Linked DNA regions of Homo sapiens: region 1 is linked to region 2. The links are chromatin loops, found by intact Hi-C in ENCODE. Cell type or tissue: endothelial cell of umbilical vein. All regions are shown on one strand. Each heading gives the region's core, and the rest is flanking DNA. Links, peaks and the distances in the headings are about the cores only. Region 1 has its middle 100 kb from the start of MIR920. Region 2 overlaps SOX5-AS1 (SOX5 antisense RNA 1).

Region 1 (4,404 bases), core at 116-4,115, 120 kb after region 2:
GCCATGAAGAATTCTAAGGTTTAATGGTAGTATTTTTTTCAGCTTTGATAATTTGACGAAAAATCTTTTTTTAAATAAAATATTAGTGATTCATACATAAGGAACATCATGGTTTTAAGAATCAGTAGAGATTGAAGTCAGCCTACAATGTGAATTACTGGAATTTCTGACTTTAAAATATATGGATTTGAGAAACATCGATTTTGAGCTAAACTAGATAACATATTTATTTCTTAATGATATGCACAAATTTGTTAGGTATTGAAATAACCAATACAGTATTACCTTTCATTTCAGTTTTTAATGATACTAAAGCATGACTTTTTGGTAATTGTTTTAGTCAGACTTGGTAAGCACAAGATCTGACAGTGTTGACTAGTCTGATACTCACAGGATGCATTGTATAAATTCTTCATTCCTTGAAGCATGAGTACAGATGATGACTGTCATCTTTGCCCTTTGACAGGTGTTAGGTAATGTGTAAGATATTCCCTGAAGCCTTTTCCAGATTTTTCTTGGTGATTCAAGTTTAGAAATGTGGTTTGCTTAGAGCAGTGTTTTCAATGGGGGGTGATTTTTACCTCCCGTGGGACATTTGGCAATGTCTGGAGACATTTTTGCTTTTCCCAGTTGGGGGATGCTATTGGCATCTAGTGTGTAGAGAGGCCAGAGATGCTGCTATACCCCCTACAATGCATATCACAGTCTCCCACAGTAAAGACATGTTGGACCCAAAGTATTAATGCCAAGGGTCGAGAAATCCTGGCTTAGCGTAAAATTTGAGAACGAAGTCATCAGGATTCTTTAAATCCATACCTTCTTTTTTTTTTTTTTTTTTTTTTTTTTTTGAAGTGGAGTCTCGCGCTGTCGCCCAGGCTGGAGTACAGTGGCACGATCTCAACTCACTGCAAGCTCCGCCTCCTGGGTTCACGCCATCCTTCCGCCTCAGCCTCCCGAGTAGCTGGGCCTACAGGCGCCTGCCACTATGCCCAGCTAATTTTTTAAATTTTATTTTATTTTTATTTTTAGTAGAGACGGAGTTTCACCATGTTAGCCAGGATGGTCTCAATCTCCTGACCTCGTGATCCGTCCGCCTCGGCCTCCCAAAGTGCTGGGATTACAGGCGTGAGCCACCATGCCTGGCCTAAATCCATACCTTCTTAATTAGGAAAATAATGTTCATCAATGAGGCACTTCTAATACATTCCTTACAGAGATATTTAAAAGTGCAGCATTTCCCTATATATCTGGATCATAATGAAATGAGTGGTTGTTATTGTCTCTTCCCAGATCAGTCATCCATTTGTTTATCAAACTTTTAGCAAGCACTTGATGTGGGACTTAGGTTGACTGTACAAAATTGAATAAGAGATGGTCATCATCTAGATTAATGAATGGTAGGTAGATGGTAAAGATGACTGCGTTGTTGTTGTTCTCTATGATTTTGTAATGTTCTCTTACATGATAGCAACTCATTAGGTTTCTTTAGAGCGAGGGTAGGTTTGTCATGAAGTTTTGAAAGCTTTATTGGTGTTGGCAAGAGAATGGTGCAAGATAGTTGATTTATAGAATGTTTAGTTCTATTTTCTTGCTTAAACAATCCATAGACCAAAACTGTTGAGGGACCACTGGTAAGTGGTAGCCTCTTATAGGCAAAGGGATGCAGTAAAGGACTTTTGTAAGTTGTTTTTTAAAGTGTGAACATCATTGCTATGATCTGAATGTGTCCTCCAAAATTCATGTTGAAACCTCATCATTATTCTAACAATGTGTCATCAGAAAAAATTTTAATGAAATTAGCGTTAAAGTAAATTTAATGGCTATGGCATATTTGAATTTGTGGACGTATGTTTTGCAAAGACTCTGCTTCTGTCTTTATTTTTTGGAAACTAGGACATGGACTGTAGGCTTAGTTTCCAAATGTGGACTTTAAAATAATAGCTTTTTAAAATAAATGAAAATATTTTCAACATCTGATATTTTAAAAATATTTTACCACTAGTTCTGTTGAAATGATTTTCATTGTTGTTGTTTAAAACTAATTTTCTTCTTTGTGCTATTAAGTGGGAAAGTAAAACACCTATAAAGAGATCAATCTATTTTTACTGTGTAATGATCCCCCTAGTGGATATGAGATGCAGCTAGCTTCGATATTTGCATAAAGAAGCAGGTGATGGTGGGTGAGACTTTGTTACTTGTTTCTCACTTTCAGAAGTGTTGTACAAGATCAAAACTGTCTTTACTATTTTTAATAAAGGAACTCCAAGTGGTTAAATTACCTTTTTAGGAAGCCTTAATGAGGCAGAAAGTGGTAGAAGTGCATAATTCTTTAAACTTAGATAAAGATAAATATCTTAAACAAAAGTTGGTGCAACGCTTTTGTAGTTTTTCAAAACACTATTTAAAGAAAAGGATTTTTACCAATTATTTTGTGGTTTTCTCACTTAAATTGGCTAACAGTTTAAAAGTAGTCTATGTAACCTGATGCTACTATATATCTGATCTCCAGTTAGATTTGTTAAAGCAAGAATAGCAAGTGAAAGAAATTGATGACATGAAAATTGATTACTCTTTAAAGACATACTCTCAAAATAAGACATACAAGGTATCTATTTATAGTACCTAGATAATAAACTTTAGAAATAAAGATTCATTTGGATTTTGTAAAATGTTGTTAAAACATTAGGTCTGCAGGTTTCAAATATGCTACTATTCAGAACATTGGAAATAAGAGAAGCAGAATAAATACCTGTGATGTGGCAAAAACTTCAAATATTGCTAGCTACAAAGAGCTAGAAACCATCTTTAAGTAAAAATCATGTTAATGATGACTATATAATGAACCCAATATCAGTAGAACATCATATTGCCTAAGCAAACAGTGTTATTACTTTCACTTCATTGTACAATAAGTTGATGGTTTATGGAACTGGTTCTGTTCTGAGAAAGGTATCATTTGAATAGGAAAACAGCCTGTTTCTTCATAAAGGACTTAAACACTGGTAGAGGAGAGAACTCTGTTAATAAAATGCATTTTGCATATACAGTATATCAGAGTCATGTTTGAGAATTTTTCTGATATTATGAAAGGCCAGATAAAATATAAAACAAATGTCTATTCCACTTGTAAAGATAGGATTTCTGAATTTGTTAATAGGCTATAATTAATGTCATTTTAAACTTTTTCCTATTCTGTGTACTTATAAAGATACTTATAGAACAAATAATTAGAGAGTTAACTTGACAGAAGTCAACAATGTAGTGTGTGATAGACTAATCAATGATAAATCACATCATTCAGAAAAGAGAAGTTCTGTAAGTCTTGCTTAATTTATTGAAAATAAAGCTACATTTTTCAGTGATGAACATTTCTTGATGACAGTAATGATGATGCATGAATTAAATGAGGAGATAGGAAATAGGAATAAAAAAAGGATGGAAAAACTATAATTAACAAAAAACATCCACAAACAATAATTTATGTAAGTGAAATAGATTTCTGCAGAATAAAAATGGAACAAAGTGAACAATGGAAATTATTCGACAATTAGGGTGGATATAGCTTGGATCACTGAAACGGTGAAAGGCAAAAGATAATGTAATGCAACTTACACAGAGAAACAATGGAAATCTGTTCAAAAGCTCTTTTAAAAGACTTCCCCTTCACAAATATGTTGTCCTATTCTGCCTTTTCATTAGCAAGTTCTCTTTAATATTTCCAATTTACAAGATGCCTGAAGAAAATTAACATCTGACTTGATTTTAAAACTTTATTTGAAGCTCTGCCACACGTATTTGCAGCCTATACACTGTATGAATTTACTTAACCATTCACTTGGCTTTGCTTTTGAGTGGTCTGCTGGTCAAAATTGCCTGATATTTAAATGTTACCATAGTGATGAGTAGTGGACACTGTCATCTTTCTCGTTTTAATTAAGGAACAGATGCAGGTAAAGCTGATCTCTCAGTGACCCTCTTTAAGCCCGGCATCAACACATTGATTGTTTTCAATTCTTTTCTCTCCCCTGTAATCTTAGCTTTGTCCTTTCGTCATATCAAGGTCTTCATCCTCTTACGTTAAAGATGCAGGAACTCCTTTTAAACCCTTCCTTAGGGAGCTTTAGCTTAGAGAGAATAAAACACACTTCCACTAAACACCAATGAAACACTAAGGCTGTTTTTTGGGTTTTATGTTTGTTTGTTTGTTTGTTTCAAGAAGCCCTGGCTTTGTCCACTTTAAAATTAAGTAATGTGTAAGTGGCAGTTTGTTAAAATTCTGTATACCCTATAAAGACAAAAAGTATTTCTACTTCCACTTTTTTGAATGAAACAAATTCCCTTTCCCATTTAGTGTATTTATAAATGAGGTATATTCAGAAGGTCTAAATAGTGTTAGCAACTCAA
Region 2 (4,404 bases), core at 250-4,249:
TGGCCTTTGAAAAGGGAATGCCTTGTTTATTTTTTTTTTCTTATGCTTCTACAGTTTCCCCAGCCCTATGAGCAATGACCCCCTTTATCTAATGAATTAGGAGCTACTCCTGCCTTGCAATTCTCAGTTCGACACTTGGCAATGAGAATCAAACCGGGGCTATTTAGTGCAGCAGTAAATGGCCCGCCACATTAGCCCCCTGGCATGCTAAGCTATTAGGTTGTTTTACTGTTGTTAAAGTTACATTTGTTAGGTGGAGTTGCTGCCCTTCCACACAAACTCGGCGGTGCCTGATGCTGGTGGAGGCAGCACGTGTACAAAACGTGTGCCATCCACAACCCAAGCGGTCAGGTGGTGTGGCTGCACTACAGATAAGGGGCGTTCTCCTGTCTGCCAAAGTGGGGATATGGATTGTTGTAAGTTTTAAAACGAGAAATTGGGGTTGGGGGAGAACCACTGGACAATCATGGGTCTTGCACTTTGTTGTGAATAAACTAATTATATGGGCTCGATTAACCATTAATTTATAGCAGTTCTTAAGTGAACCACTAATTGTCAGAATGCCATGGAGAAGGAAGGCCAGGGGTGAGAGGCACCAAATAAGCTGGTGTGGCCTTCTGCAGCAGGCCAGCAGCCAGTGCCGCACACACACTGGAAGCTGGGCAGAATCCCGAGGAGTTGAAAGATTAGCATGGAAATGAAGGAGAAATATTCAGGGTGCTTCAATGGTATGTATGTGGGGTGTGTGCATGCATGCATGTGTGAGAGAGACAGACACACACACGCACACACACGCACACACACACAGAATATTTCTGCAAAGAAAGGAAGATGCCAGTACTATATAGCTCCATGCAGCCAGCTTGCAGGGTTGAGTTGGCATTTGGTAACTTGGTAGCGGCTGCCAGTGTGTGTGTGGTGGGAGAAGAGGGAATAGACAACAAGAAAAACACATAGAGCTTAAAAAAAGATGTAAAATGATTCACTTCATGCCATATGGACAAAAATGTTGTCACAAAAATAAGGCCAAAAAATAGTGCCAGGTTAGACTTTTAGTTCAAAAACATATGTATAATCATCCCCATGAACATGAATTTTAATTAGTATTTTGATAGAGAGAAACCAGATATTTTTTTAACCTGCTCTGTTCTTGTTTTCTGTTCCTCTCCCAGTTTTAGCCTCCATTAAACATTCATATACTGTATGTTTTGTGTCTGTATGAGGAAAATGCTTTATCCCTGGATTGGTGGGAATGCAAACATCTTGGTTTTCTGTGGCATACAAAATATCTTCCCAGTGGAGCTCGAAAGCAGAAGCTTATCACAGGGAAATCTAGAGCTCTCTCTGAGACCCGGGCACACCAGGGAGGAAGGAAGCCATATGCCTTTCTCTTTGTCAGTGGAGACATCTGCACCCATTCGGTTCCCCAGATCCACTCTTCACACCCATCCACATCTCATCTCTCTGGGATGCCTTTTAAACATGAAATAAGTTTTGTATGTATGCATATTATTATGTGACAGGGCAGTTTTGGGGAAAATGGATGATCGTGACTACAGAGACTTTAAAAAATGGAACATGTAACTTATTAGTAAACTCTATGCTTTCATTTTACTTATTAGTTACACAATACCTACTTCTTAAAAAGGATTTGAGATGACAGTACTCATCGAAGGATACCGTGCTGAATCATCTGCCCTTAGCAAAGCTTTTCTCACTTTAAATGAGGTGCTTCGATTAGTGCCCTGTATGTGATAATTAGATGATGAGACAGCAAAATGCTGATATTAGCAATGATTTTGCTGCTTAGGAGGCCATTCACACCCCAGGTTCCCTCACCGCCCCCCACCAAAAGAATGCAGGTGAATCAGGTATTTGTATTATAAATGATACAAGTGAATTTTAAAACCTGGTATTAACAGTCAATCAAATCTTGGTGCAGAAGCATTAACCTATTTCACATTCTTTAATAGAACCTCTGAGCTTTCCTCTCACCATTAGTGATATTTCAGTCCACTTCAAGGGTAAAAGGAAAATCAACAATGGTCTTAGAAAAGGTAAATTTCACCTCCCATGTAGAGTCTCTCAGAGATTTCTCAGACTTTTGTTTTTGGCAAACATGAACACAGACGTTCTTCATTTCTCTCCTCTTCCCTTCCTGGGGAAGCTCTGGTCTCTTTAGTTAGAATAATATGTCCCCCAGGCGCCTGTTGAGGACACCCTCTTGGTGCTGGCAGGTTTTTCTGGGCTTGCTGTCTGACGTCTGCTGTTTCCTCAAAGCATTAGTCATCATTCCTGTAAGGGTTACAACAACAGAATGAATGTGTTACTTGGACAAACAGCAGCCTCAAGCCACAAACCAGGATGCACCCTGTCCATTACGTCCATTACGTAGGAACTGCAGGAAAGGTGGTCTTTACCTCATCTCCAGGCTGTCTCATTTTCCGAAGAGTAGGAAAAAGCTCTTGCTAAATACACCTGCCTGCCTTCAGAACTCTAAATCAGGCTTATATTTGCTGAGAACTATCCCCAAGCTCTTGTGTCAGACTGCTGTTGGATCCAGTAGATTTATTCATTCATTCATTCATTCATTCATTCATTCAATCACTGTTTTGAAACCCCTAATATAAGTTCTAAATTTAAAGAAAGTTTAGAGTTGTTTCTTGCTACAGAAGTATTTGTACAGGCCGGGCGTGGTGGCTCACGCCTGTAATCCTAGCCCTTTGAGAGGCCAAGGCGGGTGGATCACCTGAGGTCAGGAGTTGAAGACCAGCCTGGCCAATGTGATGAAACCCCAACTCTACTAAAAATACAAAAATTAGCTGGGCGTGGTGGCGGGTGCGTGTAATCCCAGTTACTCCAGAGGTTGAGGCAGGAGAATTGCTTGAACCCAGGAGAAAGAGGTTGCAGTAAGCCGAGATCGTGCCGTTGCACTCCAGCCTGGGGGATAGAGTGAGATTCTATCTCAAAATAAATAAATAAATAAATAAAATAATGAGGAAGATCTCTATGCAGTAATATGGAAGACATTTCCAAGAAAGATTCTTAGGTGGAAATTTTAAAGAAAACTTCAAAAGTATATATGGAATGCTGTCTTTTGCATAAGAAAGAAGGGCACATAAGAATAAATACATACATTTGCTTGTTCCTGCAATAATACAGGAAGTATAAGCCTTAATCAAGAAAATAATAATGTATATTGTGTGGGTGTGAATGAATAAAAGGGATGGGGATGGAAGTGAGTCCAGAGTTATCTTACATAGTTTTTTTTTGAACCATGAGAATATTATATATGTTTTAAAAGTAAATTTTGATCGAAGATGAGAACATATCTGAGATGTTAGATATTAACTTGGATGGAAAGCCCAATGGTAATCATTGTTAATGGTACTTCAGGCCAATACTCTCCTAAAGAACAAAGAGAAGTGAAGGGGGAAGCACTTAAGAGATTGATTCCTACTGACTTGTACATATTACTGGTACTATCCCACTATATTTAATACTTAAACTTTACGTTTCTTTGATTCCTACAACTAACAGGAATTCCTTCTCCTTTTCTCCTACCATCCCTTTTGGCGAGAGACGAGAATAAATGGAACTATTAATCATTTTTTCTACTTTTACAATTATAATTTGAGTCAGTGATGTGATTTCTTATATATTCTGGGAAGAGGGGATATAGTATCTATGCAAATTATTTGCCAGTTTGTAAGTCATTACAATCATTAAAAATATAACACCATCATAGGAAATATTACTTGCTTCCTAATGAACCATATTGTCTTTCTGCTTTAATTTTTATTTACAACATCAACAATGACAATGAAGTACAGTTTTCTACTAATGTGTAACCAACTCTCCTGAGTGTGTAGCATGTGCTTTTGGTGTTAACTATTTTGGAGACAAGAAATTAGCCATTGTTGAAATTATTTTAAGAAAATGAAATGTAACTCTAAGTGGGGAAAAAAAAAAAAAACCTCTGATAATTGTTAATTTACTCAACTAATGGCTTTTCCTGATGCCCAAAAGTTTTAAAGTTTCAAAGCTTTTTCCAATTTTCTTCCCTAAATGACTTTATTTTTTGGGTTGTTACAGTGCTTTTGTGAAACAAAGATGTGACTATGTGTATCATTGAAAAACTGGCTTGTATTGGACCTCCTTTAAGCACTGAGCTTTTAAAGAAAATTACTGGTAGGCAAGCTGATTTTGGTGATGGGTTAGGTATAACTAGAGATTCATGTTCTCAAATTTTGGTCCTGACATTCCTTTCCACCTGAGCGAAGGAAAGAAAGCGGAGGGTATGTTCGTGTCACAATGAGGTTTATACTTTTGATCTGGGTAGAATTTGTGTTCGATATAACCAAAATGTATGGATACCTACTGTGTGTCTAGCACTTAAGTAAT

The links. Hi-C counts contacts between places; a loop is a spot of excess contacts. Peaks named below come from ENCODE experiments on the same cell type or tissue, not always from the same donor. Only the 100,000 strongest peaks of a DNase experiment are listed, where the experiment ranks them.
Region 1: a loop joins it to region 2, with 2.9 times the contacts of the local background. A loop is called at or near these places in 1 of 110 quality-filtered maps.

What each region holds. Positions count from the first base shown.
Region 1 is chr12:24,107,345-24,111,748 of GRCh38, reverse strand. It overlaps a transcript of SOX5 not described here. Among named protein-coding and RNA genes, the nearest start is that of MIR920, 100 kb to the left of the region's middle. In endothelial cell of umbilical vein, for the core only: a CTCF peak has its summit at 2,122; no DNase peak of the experiment used is centred there.
Region 2 is chr12:24,225,052-24,229,455 of GRCh38, reverse strand. It overlaps SOX5-AS1 (SOX5 antisense RNA 1), which reads right to left. Exons shown (of 5, transcript NR_120472.1): 2 at 2,069-2,295; 3 at 1,638-1,745. It also overlaps a transcript of SOX5 not described here. Among named protein-coding and RNA genes, the nearest start is that of SOX5-AS1, 4.0 kb to the right of the region's middle. RefSeq lists an enhancer at 2,167-2,461. In endothelial cell of umbilical vein, for the core only: no CTCF peak of the experiment used is centred there; a DNase peak (open chromatin) is centred at 2,375; H3K27ac peaks cover 1,634 bases.